Regions from separate parts of the Homo sapiens genome. Here region 1 is linked to region 2. The links are chromatin contacts, found by Hi-C or POLR2A ChIA-PET in ENCODE. All regions are on one chromosome and are shown on one strand. The core of a region is the stretch at or near the end of the contact, and the rest is flanking DNA. Distances in the headings are between cores, read along the strand shown.

Evidence for each region. Hi-C counts contacts between places; a loop is a spot of excess contacts on that map. ChIA-PET counts read pairs that join two places held with the same protein, here RNA polymerase II (POLR2A). Pooled maps may share reads with other maps.
Region 1: a map of B cell shows a loop between it and region 2 (4-fold over the local background). The contact joins the enhancer-like site here to the promoter of DARS1 in region 2. A Hi-C loop is called at or near these places in 2 of 168 maps with a recorded cell type or tissue (B cell and OCI-LY7), 17 of 37 single-sample maps with no recorded cell type and 9 of 50 pooled maps. POLR2A ChIA-PET finds 5 or more read pairs at or near these places in 4 of 52 experiments (B cell, OCI-LY7, PC-9 and 1 more).

What each region holds. Positions count from the first base shown.
Region 1 is chr2:136,204,806-136,211,616 of GRCh38, reverse strand. No RefSeq gene overlaps it. Among named protein-coding and RNA genes, the nearest start is that of CXCR4, 90 kb to the right of the region's middle. Within about 2 kb of position 4,301, at least 7 of the 41 ENCODE cell types and tissues checked have a DNase peak (open chromatin) inside an H3K27ac peak, as active enhancers do; they include B cell and OCI-LY7, where a contact is called at or near this core.
Region 2 is chr2:135,983,163-135,989,717 of GRCh38, reverse strand. DARS1 (aspartyl-tRNA synthetase 1) reads left to right here and starts at 4,092. Exons shown (of 16, transcript NM_001349.4): 1 at 4,092-4,315; 2 at 6,264-6,321. The coding sequence starts at 4,250. It overlaps DARS1-AS1 (DARS1 antisense RNA 1), which reads right to left and starts at 4,542. Exons shown (of 4, transcript NR_110199.1): 1 at 4,202-4,542. RefSeq lists an enhancer at 4,246-4,345 and a silencer at 4,396-4,455.

The DNA.
Region 1 (6,811 bases), core at 3,052-5,551, 220 kb before region 2:
TAAGAACCAAAAAGCCACCCTCACCACACACCAAATCTGCTGGCACTTTGATCTTGAACTTTCCAGCCTCCAGAACTGTAAGAAATAAACTTCTTCTATTTATAAGCCACCTAGTCTAAGCTATTTTGTCATAGCAGCCAAGCTGACTAAGAAAGCCTATCTATACTCATGAAAGAGTAATGCAGTTGGGGTATTATTACCATTGGCCTAGCTCAAGAGATTTCTAGCAACCTTTCCCTCTATCCCCAAGTAGGGTTGCCACGTAGAATGCATGCACTGTTGCATGGGGCATACTCATACAAAAAAAATGCATTATTTATTCCAAATTCAAATTTAACTGGGAATCCTGTATTTTTTATCCTAAATCTGGCAGGTCTACCCCCAAGTCAAGATGTTGAGGGAATTGTGCAACCACTGGCCTTATCTTGAGTTCAGCAGTATCCTAGGGTAAAAGACACAGAAGAAGTACATAGGTAATCAGTGGGGACTGAGCAAAACCTTGGAGCATGAATGGATGTCACTCTGGTCAGGCAATGATGGGCCAAGGTGCCAACTGTTGATGAAAGGAAAGCATCACCAGACACCTACTGCAAGCTCTGCTGGCAGAAACCTGGGCTCCTCTCAAGTGCCATTATCAGTTTCATTGTTGTGCCTGAACAACACTTCTCTTGCTGGTCTTTTGTCAGCTCCATTCTCCCAGCTTTACCCATACAGCAGACCCACCCTCTCCTTAGTAACTTCCCAGGCTTGGTTCCAGCTCTTGAGGCCACCCTGTGCTTCCCTCCTTCTCCCTCTCTGCACTCCCCTTGCCCACATTCTTACTGGCACTGAATAAATCCTTCTTTCTACCAAGGCACTTCCTTCCCTCTACCTCCTCCTCAAACCCTCTTCTCCTCTTATTCCCTCAACATAAACACGATGACCCATCTGACCGAGAGCTCAAGTAAAGTAAAAATCAGTTCCCACCTTCTGAGAAGCAGGAAGAACAGAAGCCTCACACCCTCCCTGGAGGTTAGGGGAAACATCTGTGCCTGCCCAGCAAGGAAAGGGAAGAAACACAAAGCATTTCACTTCTATATTAGTTTAAGTATAGAATAAGTGGCTACAAGAAGACCAAAATTGCAGAGTCTAAAACAAGACCTAAATTTCTCTCTTATACTTAATATCAGGAGGCAGATAGGCAGTCTAGAGCAGGTAGACAACTTGATTCCCTAAAGCCAACCCAGGACTCAAGTCCCTTCTTTTCTTCCATTATCCTACTGGCATGTGCCAGCCTATATTCTAGCCAGTAATAAAGGGAAGAGGGCAAAAAGGGGAAGGCCGAAAACATTCTTTTAATAAGGAACAATTGTGGACTTCTCTTCACAGGATGTCAATTCACATTCTTCTATCATCAGCCACATCTAGCTGCAAGAGAGGCTGAGAAATACAGATTCTAGCTGGGTAGCCGTGTGCCTTCTGCAAGTGGGGAAGAGAAATGTCTTATTAAAAATAAAGAAGGCACAATTATTATTCTCTGCCAAAATTAGAACAGTCTGAAAATTCAAATCTCACTGTAATGTACCAGCAATACACAACTATAAATGATGCAATAGAAGGATGAGTAGTACAAATGACATGGTATTAATATAAGGGCCCCAAGGAGAGAGGATTTGTTGTGAGGTTTATGATGGGGATAAAATTTCACCTGGGTCCTGGGAAGCCAATAATCACTAAACTTTCATTTCTTTGAAAGGTAATTTTTAACCAGAGTCCCCAATACCACTAAGGACATCTACTTATTACAACAAATTGTTAGAAAAAAAAACACTGGATCCTTGATAAGACTGAAGCACACACTCAAGACATTCATATCTCCAGTTACTTTGCAAACAACATATTAAACCTCAGGCCTCTCTCTCTTTCTGGTTTTACAAGTGTGTTGTAAGAAGTTAAGCAACTAAAACATCATAAGGAGATAAGAATTAAGTTTAATTTCCTCTCATAGCCCTCCACTCCTCCTGAACAAAGTCATTTCCTAATGTATTGCAAGACAACGTTAATCATCCCCACCCCATTAAATCTATTTGCTTTCATTACATGTTCCTAATCCAGTTGAGTATGGACAAAACATTGGATTTACTTCCCATGAATTTCACCTTTTATTTTAATAACTACTTCCTTTGCCTGTTTTCCCTGGCTTGCCTTTCATCTTCTCCTCCCTAATCCTTCAGCTTCCTCATGATCTGGGATACAGAAAGCTCAAAGAAGCTCTAACAATGCCCTTTCTTTATATCGGCCAGCTCCCATATCCACCCCCAGCTTGATCTACGCCCCACTGGTTCCGAGCATTAGTCTGATCTCAGGGTCAAGAGCATAAGAACTACAGCAAGATATTTTGCAGGCAAAGGTACTGGGCTATGGCAAGCTCCCTCATCCGCTCTGTAACAACATTTGAAGCAGGTGTAAAAAGTCACACCAAACCCGTCTCCCTTCGAAGCACAAGGTCAAAAGGATAAGAATCAAGGGGCTGGTGCAATCCTAGTCATTCTCCTTGTTCACTCCCTCTTGCTGCCAGGTCAGGAGGGTCCAGGGAGAAATTAGCCTCAGAATTATAGTCTGAGCACCTTGGCTTTCCCTAAAATGAATGCTTCAGAAATGCCCAGTAGGCAGATCATTAAAACCTTCTTAAGCATTGTTACGGGAAGGCCTCTGAGAGCCACAAATCTTGCCATAGAGGTACACTATTTATCCAGTCAGCATTTCCATAGCGAGCTGATGGCTGGTGAAGGATTTAACAAGGTGGCCCTCCAAGTCCCTTCACTTTACAAAGTGCCTTTTACAGGTGGGTAGGCTGACCTTGAGCAGGTTCATGTCTTTTCTCTGAACCTGTTTCCTCATCTGTGAAACAAAAGGATTTGATCAAAGCCTACAAGCCTGAGTTGTAAGGAGATGGTTTTAAGTACCCTGTTCCCTCTGTCTATTCCAAAGAGCCTGGATTCCACTCTGGAATGAAATGGTGGTTCTGCCTTGGGAAAACTGGCCCAAACTCAAATAGACTAACTGGTGACAGAAAGGCCATTTAGCCTGAATATTTAATTAGACATTGGGAGTAGACATCTCTCCGGTGTCTGCTGAGCTCGCCACAACCCCCTTTTCTTCCCAACACAGTTCACATGGTTGGGCTTCCAATAGCCCTTCTGGTGGTTAGACCAACTATGGACACCTGACCCACGGACAGCCAATCAGATTGCCTCCCTCAGGAACTGGGGTTGGCAGGTCAATTTCCCCCTAAAACTGAAATCCTAATGTGTTTGTGGGCTGCTCTGGGTTAAAATGGAAAATGCATACTCACTTTCCATTCATTCTTTCTAGTCTTTGAACTTTAAAATGTGAGGTGTTCATTCTCACAGAACCTCAATTGCCTACGTGTATCTGCCCAACAGAACTTACCATTTCTCCTCAAGGTAGGAATGGGGGTGAAAAAATACCAGTTGTGTAACCCCCATTTGGTACCAGAAGAGCTTCCTTGCTGGTTTTCCTGGCTTGGAGGCATGGTGTGGGAGCTTAGGCACATAGACCAGCCTAGAAGGTGAGCTTGAAGATAGCATTAAAGGTAACCACCTGAACTGATGATTCAGAGCTAGAAAGCCCGTACCATTTAATTAGCTCCCTTTGCACTGGCCTCAGTGGCATCTGAATAACATGATCTTGGCACTTACTGCAAGTTGTGAGGCTAATGAGGCTTATCTCTACAGCACTTATATGGACTTTGAAGGCCAGGGCAGTGCAGTGAGGAACAGAGGGGAGTTGTGGAAAGATTATGTAACAGGGCCTCTGGGCTATAAGGCTGCATGGTCAGCCCTATGGACCAAAGAAGAGACTGTTGATCTGCTGATAGGGTGATGACACCCCAGCTTTGCTTTTTATTAGCTGTTCTATTACCGGCAACCACAGCATCCATAGTTAAAATCTAATCTGAATGCTCCTTGAGAATCCTTGGGCGCAGAGGTTCAGAAGAGAGGCTGACAAGCCTTGTGTCTTGTGAACTACTCTGTCCCCACAGCAATGCCCAGACATCTGCGCCACAGCCTGCTCTGACTTCCCTTTTTCTGTGCTTCAAGCAGCCTTTTCCATTCTTTGCACTAAACAAAGTTTGCTATCACTCGCCTCCCTCGATGGTTTCAGGAGGAGAGCTGTTGGTATGTGTGCTCACTTGTGACCTGGTGCTCAAAGCAGTGAACTAGAGAAACAGCCTGGTGGGTGGAGTGTCTAAAAGGAAATCGGGACTCAAGATAAGGAGGAGCAGCCCACTGATGAGCTAGGTGCCCTTGGGCAAGTCCCTTAACTTCTCTGACTTTCTCTTAACTCCTCTGTAAAACAAGCAGAGAGGATAAGGTGATTTTCAAGACCCTATGACTACATGGTGTGATTTCCCTTGCTCCTTCCTCCTGCAATGCCTCCTGTGTCCTGAACAGTTCCTGTGAAAATTACTTCTAGGAAAGGTATTTGCCCCTCCAAAGCCTTTTCCAGATGCTGCTTGCCTGAAAGGGAGCAAGCTCTGATTGGGATTCACCCCACACTTTTTTCCTCTAACACCAGAAATGCTCATTTGTATTGATGACTTGAAGACTGGAAGCCTGTGTTGCTCTGGCGATAGACAGTTGAGTTTATTGGAAGTGAACACCAGGCTTTCAATTCACATCAGTCTGGGTCCTCGGATTTGCATGATTGCACATTCAGAGACAGGCACCTGCACTCGGGGCATCCTTGGCTGCCCACACGTTCCACTGAGCCAACCCCAGCTGCTACAAGCTGCCTGTTTAAACAAGGCCTGCTGGGAGTTGAGCAGGGCTGCTGAGGTGAAACAGTGTGTTAGTGGTTGAGGCTGTTCGCACAGAAGAGTCCCCTCTGTTGACCAAGCCTTTCTGGTAGCTCCTGGGACAGCTGCAAAGGGTGTGCGACCCTAAGGAGCCTCCTCCCTCGTGGGCTGGAGCATCTGCTAAGGCCTGTTCTTCATTCCTACTCAGCATCAGAGTGAGTCCTACCATGCTCAGCTCCTCCACTAGGGAAACCTCCCTGGACCTCAGTCCAAATTCAGAACCTCCTTCATGAAGATTTCATAGTAGCAGACAATCCATAGTTAATGTCAGGGTTTAAGTCCCAACGTTACATTGACTAGCTGTGTAACCCAACGGCTTTTGGAGCCTGTTTCCTCAATTGTAAATGAGGATAATAATATTGCCTACATGGTTGGGCTGCTGAGGATTAAATTAATTAATACATGTTAAACACTTAGAACAGGCCTGGGATGTGGAAAATGCTCACGAAATCTTAGTCATTATTTTGTCATTAATTTGGTTGAGAGAGGTCAGATGTAGAAAGCACCTGGAAAAAGACAATTTAAGTTCATCGTTGAAACGCAGTAATCTTATTTAAGTATCAAAATGTTCCTTGTAAGCAAGATGGAATTGTTTAACTGTGACACTGGGTACTATAAACTGCAAAGTAATCTCTCATGAAATTTTAGAGTTTGAAGATTAAAATGCACTACTTAGAATGCAGTCTGGGGAAAGGGTAGAAGAATGGGAAGAAGGTCTTCTCCTTTAACCAGGTCTGGTAGACCACCCCTCAAGCTTTCTAGTCTCCCTCCCCATGGAATGACTTGCCCCCTTGCTCAGCTCCAAGCAAGAAAACTGAAGAACCGGGAAGTGAAATGATTTTTTGCTGATCTGCGATTCAAGACCAGGTTCATCTGGATCAAAAATCCTTTGCTGATTCTGCCTCTCCATCCAGTCAAGCACTGTGCCAGGCAGACACTCTGGAGGAAACACAGATGTATGACACAGCCCCAAACCCAAGTGTCAGCACTCTGACAGGAGTGCCTAATATTACACAGAAGTTCCGGAATACAGTTGAGAAAACCTCTCAGCAATTGAGAGAGAAAGAGAAAATTAGATGATCAAAGCAAGAGATCCAATATCCAACAAACAGGAATTCTAGCAAAAAAGAGAGAGAATGAAAGAGAGGAAACCATTAAAGAAATTGAATAAAGTTCCTCAGACCTGAAGGACATGAGCTTCCTGAATGAAAAGGATCTGCTAAGGATATAGAACTGTAAGTGGCAGGGAATCCGTCATCATGAAATTGTATATAATCAGGGATGAAGAGAAGATTCTAAAGGCTTCCAGAGAAGGAAAATAAGATAAAAAGGATGAGGCCAGGATGGCACCAGAGTTCTCACCAGCAACACTGGAAACTCGAAGAAAATGGAGCAACACTCCCAAAGTTCTGAGTGAAAACTATTCCCCAGCTAGATTTTAATATCAAGACAAAGTCAATTGAGTGTGAAAGTTTAAAAAGTCATTTTCCAAAAAAAAAGTGAAGTTTTCAAAACATTTACTTCCCATGTACCCTTTTTCAGGAAGTAGTAGATGTGTTCCATCAAAATAAGGGAGTAACCCAGTGGTGTGCTGTAGCTGGCTCAGGCCAGCACCCAAGATTATCTCTTTTCAACTCTGAGTTTAGTGACATCACATTGGTCACTTAAAACCAGCCATGATGGGACTATTGATACCACAGAAATCAGCAAACACTACGAACTAGGGCTTCCCATCCCCCTCAACCCTCCCTGACCCCCAGGTGGTTGTTACATGTACCAGCACACCACTGGGATAAACCAAGAAAGAGAAAGATAAAGGATCTGCTATGGTCTGAATGTTTGTGTTTCTCCAAAATTCGTATGCTGAAACCCAGTCCCCCAGTGTGTTGTTATTAAGAGGTGGAGCCCTCATAAATGGGATTAGTGTCCTTATAAAAGAGGCCTGAGGAA
Region 2 (6,555 bases), core at 2,843-5,342:
TCCCAAAGTGCTGGGATTACAGGCGTGAGCCACCGCACCGGGCCTAGTCCCCACTTTTAACATAAGCAGACAATCAAGGATTCACTGAACACCTGAGGTAGGTCTCTAACATGGAAGACAGAGGCCAAAAATAAACAAATAGAAAAGCAACTTGTAAGAAAGGGGTTATGTAGAGAGAACGCTTTTAAAAATTCCCCAAAAAATCACTTTATTAATATGCTCAGTAAGATGAGAAGATATTATATACATTTTAAAAGATCAGGATTCTATTCTTTTAAAGGACCATTCAAATAACAAAAAGAGTGCTTTAGGAAATTATTAAATGATGGCAATAATGGGAAAAACGCAATTGAAAGACTATATGATAAAGTTGAAAAAATCTCCCAAAAGCATATCAAAATGCAGTAAGATGGAAAAATGGAGAGAAATTATAAGGAAATTAGACCAGCTCAGGAAGTCCAATACTTAATAAGAATTCAGGAAACAGAGAAGAGAAGAAATGGAAGGTAGAGAATCATCAAAGACTTTTTTCAAGAAAATGCCCCAGAACTAACGAGCTTCCAGATGGAATGGCCCAATGTCCAGCACAATGATAAATTTAAACCCCCAGGCTGATAAATATTATGAAATTCCTGAGCATTAGGAACAAAGAAGGACCCATGTAGTCTACTTAGCAGATGTCCTGTGAGCTTCTTTCTTTTCCAGGGGGAAAAGAACCACATACAAAGGACCAAGAATCAAAGTGGTGGCTGGGCGCAATGGCTCACACCTGTAATCCCAGCATTTTGGGAAGCCTAGGCGGATGGATCACTTGAGACCCAGAGTTCGAGATCAGCCTGGGCAACATGGGAAACCCCATGTCTACTAAAAAACAAAAAAATTAGCTAGTCTCATAACCCAGTCTTGAAAAAAATAAAGAAATAAAAGAACCACAATGGCACTTCAACCCTCTTAACAGCAACAACTAGGTCCATGGACCTACCCAAAAGTCATTTTCCAGCTCCCTAAATGTATAGTTTGGGATGGATATTGTATTGGAAATTGGCAGAGTCCGACGCTGATTCCTGTCAAGACAGGAACACACAGGACAAGTAAGGAAATGTCAAGGCCTGAATGATTCCATCAGTAAAGCTGTAACATGCTGCTTTTAGATTTAGATGGTTTATTACTTACATAGACAGTGAAAACAAGAATAAGCCCCCAGCCTGGACAACATGGTGAATCCCCATCTCTACAAAAAATACAAAAATTAGCTGAGCATGGTGGTGCACACCCGTAGTCTCAGCTACTCCAAAGGCTGAGGTGGGAGGACCCCTTGAGCCCGGGAGGTCGGGGCTGCAATGAGCCTTGATCGCACCACTGCATTCCAACCTGGGCAACGGAGTGGGACCCTGCCTCAAAAAAAAAAAAAAAAAAAGGCCAGGTGCGGTGGTTCACTACTGTAATCCCAGCACTTTGAGAGGCTAAGGCAGGCGGATCACCTGAGGTCAGGAGTTTGAGACCAGCCTGGCCAACATGGTGAAACCATGCCTACTAAAAATACAAAAATTAGCCAGGCATGGTGGCGGGCACCTGTAATCCCAGCTACTCGGGAGGCTGAGGCAGGAGAATCACTTGAACTTGGGAGGTGGAGGTTGCAGTGAGCCAAGATCATGACACTTCACACCAGCCTGGGAGACAAAGGGACACTCTGTCTCAAAAAAAAAAAAAATTAAATTAAAAAAAAGAGAGAGAGAAAGAAGAATAAGCCAAAGTTGCCAGCTCCCTGTGATTCTTGTCCCATTAAGGACATCACTGAAACAAAAGGCACCAAATGACTGCAACATGAGTAGTGGGACACTCTGTTGCTTAACAGCCACTTCTAGACTCCAGTTAAGCAGTAAGATATTATATACATTTTTGTATTCTGCATTTCCCTTGAGGGAAGGGGGCAAGAAGTCCCACACCTCATCAGAATCTAGGAGGTAGTAAGAAACCATCCCATAACAGCCTCTCAGGGAGACAGGGAAGTGAGTGGGAGATGGCCTTCCACCCTCTCATGTTCCAGCAGGATCACAAGATGTTTTTCCAAGATTCAGGTTAGCTGCAGTTCCCGCCCTTGCCTACATGGCTTATGTGGATCCTGCAAAGCAGCCAGAGCACCATAGCAGAGCTGTTCCCCTATTCTTTGGTCTGTGGAATAGGCTACCATACCGGATAAAGCTAAGAGGAAATCTCTAAAAGTCACTTTCCCAGCCCCCAACTAGGATAGGAAATCATAAACAATAACATGTCCCCAAGGGGAATAGTGGAGATCAGTGCAACCCTTAAAGACGTAATGGTTGGTAGTCTCCATCACATTCCTATTGTCACCGGTGTGGCTCCAGCAAAAACCAGACAAATTCAGGAACTTGACAGTAGACTACTGCAAGTTCAACCAAGTCACAGCCTCAGTTGCAGCTGTGGTATCTTTACTACAGCAGATTCTTAAGACCTCAGGCATATGACATGTGGCCACTGATCTGGCAAATGCTTCTTTTCTATCACTATCAGGAAAGGAGGCCAGAAACAAGAATATATATTTACAGTCTTATTCCAGGACTAAATAAGAATACTTTTATCAAGGCAACGGGGCCAAAGTAAGAAAGAAGTACATGGACAGGCCTCATGGACAGATGGAAAGGTAAGATCGCTACCCTAGCAAAGGGATAATAGATGGGATTTGTATTCAGATTTCTGATAACCAGTCCATACATTAGGACTATACCTGATTGAGGCAATCCAAGTTTTAAAAAAAATTCCAAGATGAAGCAACTTCACAGACCCCCTTCTGTATTCGAATCCCATGAGTATAATGGGATGCCTTTTTTAACGGAATGTGATACTGATCATGAATATTCAGTGTTGCTCCCCAAGGAATGAGTAAATTCTCCTGCCCCCATGAACTCAGGAATGACGATGTGACTTGTTCTCGCCAATAAACTAGGAGAATGTGAAATGTGTCACTTCCAGGCAGCCATTTTAAGAGCTAAATTCTCTTCCTGACTCTGTAATAATGGAAGCATGTATCAAGATGGCGCATCTATCAGCCTAGGTACCTGTGTAATATTAAGAACAGGAACTAGGACTTATCTTTTTATTGCCAGCACCTGATAGAATGCCTGGCACAAAGTAGATGTTTGTAAATAATCTTTGATCAATTAAATAGGGAATAAAATTTCATACCACCTGCAATTAGAAGGAAAGCTACAGGCAAGCAAGGACCATGGCTGTCTTCTCACTACTCCATGGGGGAGCCTCCAGAGAGAGCCTTTCACTTGCGCTGGGATCTATGTGCACCCCTTAACACTTTGTGCCAGACTAAGACACTACCAAGTCAGTTGAAACGACGGAGTGCAAACTCTGGCAGGGGAAACAGTATTAAACCAAATCTCCAAATTATTTTCAATTTCGATTCAAAACTCATGAATGATAGCTTTTTTAAAAAATCAGTTTTTTAAAAAAGCCTAACTTGGGGATATTCGCCCATTGGGCAACCAACACTATGCACTGTCCCTAACACTGCAACAGATCCAGGCAATCAATGCAATTGTATGCGTTTCTTGTTGTCGTTGCCACTGTATTTACACCTCACTTACACAGGGACTGGTAACCCATGCTGCCTTGGCAAGCCAACTGCACTCCTCTGTCCCAACAAGCAGGGCAATGGATTGCGAAGAGGCCTCCTCCGTCCCCAAGCAGCTACGTCGCCCAGGGGAAGAGAGAAGGCGGGAAAGTCCAAGAGAGGAGAAACCAAGGCCCGCGCTTAGGTGGGTGTTTTAGTGACGAGTCTGCGGTTACAGCCGAGCGGAGTTGAAAGGGCTGTTAGAAGAATGGAGCAGAAGTCGCAGTTGGGACGAAGCTGAAGAGAGCTGGCATTCGCCCAGGTCTACAGCCAGCCACCTGGTAACCCCTGCCCCCGCCCCCAGAGCCAATCCAGCGAAACTACCGCGAATTCCCGGGAATTCCCTCCAACTCCGGGAAAACTCCCGGAGGGGCGGGGCAAGAGTGGGAGGAGACCCTGCGCGCGGCCGCCAGCGCTCCGGGATCTCGAGATAGCCGCAGCTCTCGCGATCTTTCTGGAGCCGCACCTCCACGCGGAGTCCGAGCGCGTGTGCTGAGACCCCAGGGTCGGGAGGGCGGAGACTGGGAGGGAGGGAGAAGCCCCTTTGGCCTGCCTTACGGAAGCCTGCGAGGGAGGGTGGTGTCCACTGCCCAGTTCCGTGTCCCGATGCCCAGCGCCAGCGCCAGCCGCAAGAGTCAGGAGAAGCCGCGGGAGATCATGGACGCGGCGGAAGTGGGTTTCCTCCTTTCCTGGGCCTGGGAGGACAGACCCCTGGGCCGGGCTGCGCCGAGGGAGGGAGGAGGGGGAGTGGGGCCCTACAGGTCCTTGTCGGCACGTTCTCCGCAGGCTGCGGGCGTGGGGTCCGGGCGCCTAGAGCCCTTGCCCCAGCAGTGGGGCCAGACCCTCTCCGGACCGCGTTTCTTGCGGGGGTCACCTGGGAGTTTGGCCTACTAGAAGCGTGTCCCCGGGGTGGGGAGGACGGGAAGAACCAGCCGCCCCGGAAGTAGGAGCGCGGCGTCACACTTGAGTCTCTCTGGGTTAGGCACGTCCTGCACGTAATGCACAATCCCTGGGAAAATTTTAATAAGCACTAGTAATCGATATGTACTCAGCCCTCGTGTTCCTAATGCTTTAGCAAGTAATGACAGTACTTAGCAAAACCATCTGCCAATATGTTTAATGACCATTTCCCATGTGACAGCTTTAAAGAACACATGTCATTTTTATTTACTTTCTCCCTCTCAGTGACCCGGTAAGGTAGGTAATAGGAGTTACCGAGAATGCATTTGAGGTGAAGTGACCCCAAATCACGTGGATAATTCATAACACCCAGTGATCCTTCGGTGCTTTTCAGAAATCAAAGTTTGAAACCATCCTACAAGTTATGTGTGCTGTAGTACTGTTAAGCCTTAATTTCCGTCTGGCTCCCTAATTTTTCTATAAGGAGTTCTGAGTTTGTGGTAAGCAACATGAGAAGTAAGGTCATCTTAGAATACTAAATGAGGAAGAGTCACTGAAATATTAATAGTACTAATTATGAATGCAACTTTTTTGTCCTTCACACAATTTAATCTCCTTCTGTTGCCCTCAGGCTTCATTGTGTGACTGTATCTCTCTACTCTGGCCAGGGTTATCTTTTTCTTTAAATTGTTCAGTAAGCGCCTTAAACATGTCTGGTTTTATTTTGGTGTAAACACAAAATCCAGCACCCTCCTGCTCTAAAGGAGAGGATTCCAACAGGTAGCTGTAAAGTGACAGAAACTTAATTGTTTCATACAGATCTTAAGTTACCTTGTAAAAACTAGGGCAATTATTTTTGTGTACTCTTAATCTGCTTAATTACATAAACTATCAGTGTACCCTTACAGATAGTATAGGTCTAGATACAAGGTAGACATTGTGGCAGAGTTATGCCATTTTATAGCTAGAAGAATCTTAGATCATTTTAGAGGTAAAGTAAGATTGAAATAAAGGCCACTTATCTATTTAATAAGTATATTTTGTTAACAGATTGGACCCTAGGTCTTCTGTTTCCTGTTCCTAACTCTAATCTGTAACAAGAAATTTGATATTATTATATTGTCAGTGTCAAACTCCTGTAACCTGGTATCCTGAATCTGGTTTTTAGAAACAGGAAGCTGGTGAATTTTTTGATGATGTTTTACAAAAGGAAAGTTGTAGTTAGCTTATACCCAGCATCTCCAGTTTCTAAAAACTGTGGACATCTGGTGCTCAGAAAGCTTACCCAAAACGTTGGTTCTCTTTGAACATTTCTTCCTGTAATAGGAAGTTAATAAAACTGTGGTACTTCATCCTACTCCCTTCACAGAGGAAATTTATGTCCCTGCTTTGAAGTAGTTTCATCTTTTTGAAGAAGGTAGTTAAGATGTGTTGTACATATGTGTAAATTTTATCTGAGAATGTTATTAAGTATGGTAAATCCATCTAGGAGTGGTGATCTTCAAAACAAACTAACCAGAAACAGTACTTTTCTGTTTTCTGTAGAGTACATATGTAAATGAATGAGAGATTTCCACATTATGAAACTACTGACTTTCTGAATTAATAAAATGATCCTGAAAGTTAAATTCATTTTTATATTCTATTATTAGTATTTATGTGTTTACTGTGCTCTTAGTGTTTACATAAAAAGTCACGATGCAAAAAACTTTTTTTGTAGGATTATGCTAAAGAGAGATATGGAATATCTTCAATGATACAATCACAAGAAAAACCAGGTTAGTAGCTATGTGACAGTAAATAAAGCTTTTTTGCTTTCTAATTCCAGGAAAGCTCTAAATGAAATTTTAAGTAAGGTTGGCATAAATCTGAAGGTATAATTCTGAAAAGCTTAAATGACATTAATAATCCAAGTAGATGTCATAACCCTGTGTAAACATTGTCAGTTTAGGGTTCCAACTCTAGAAAAGGAAAAAAAATGTTATTAGGTATTGTAGGTTAAATGGTATGTT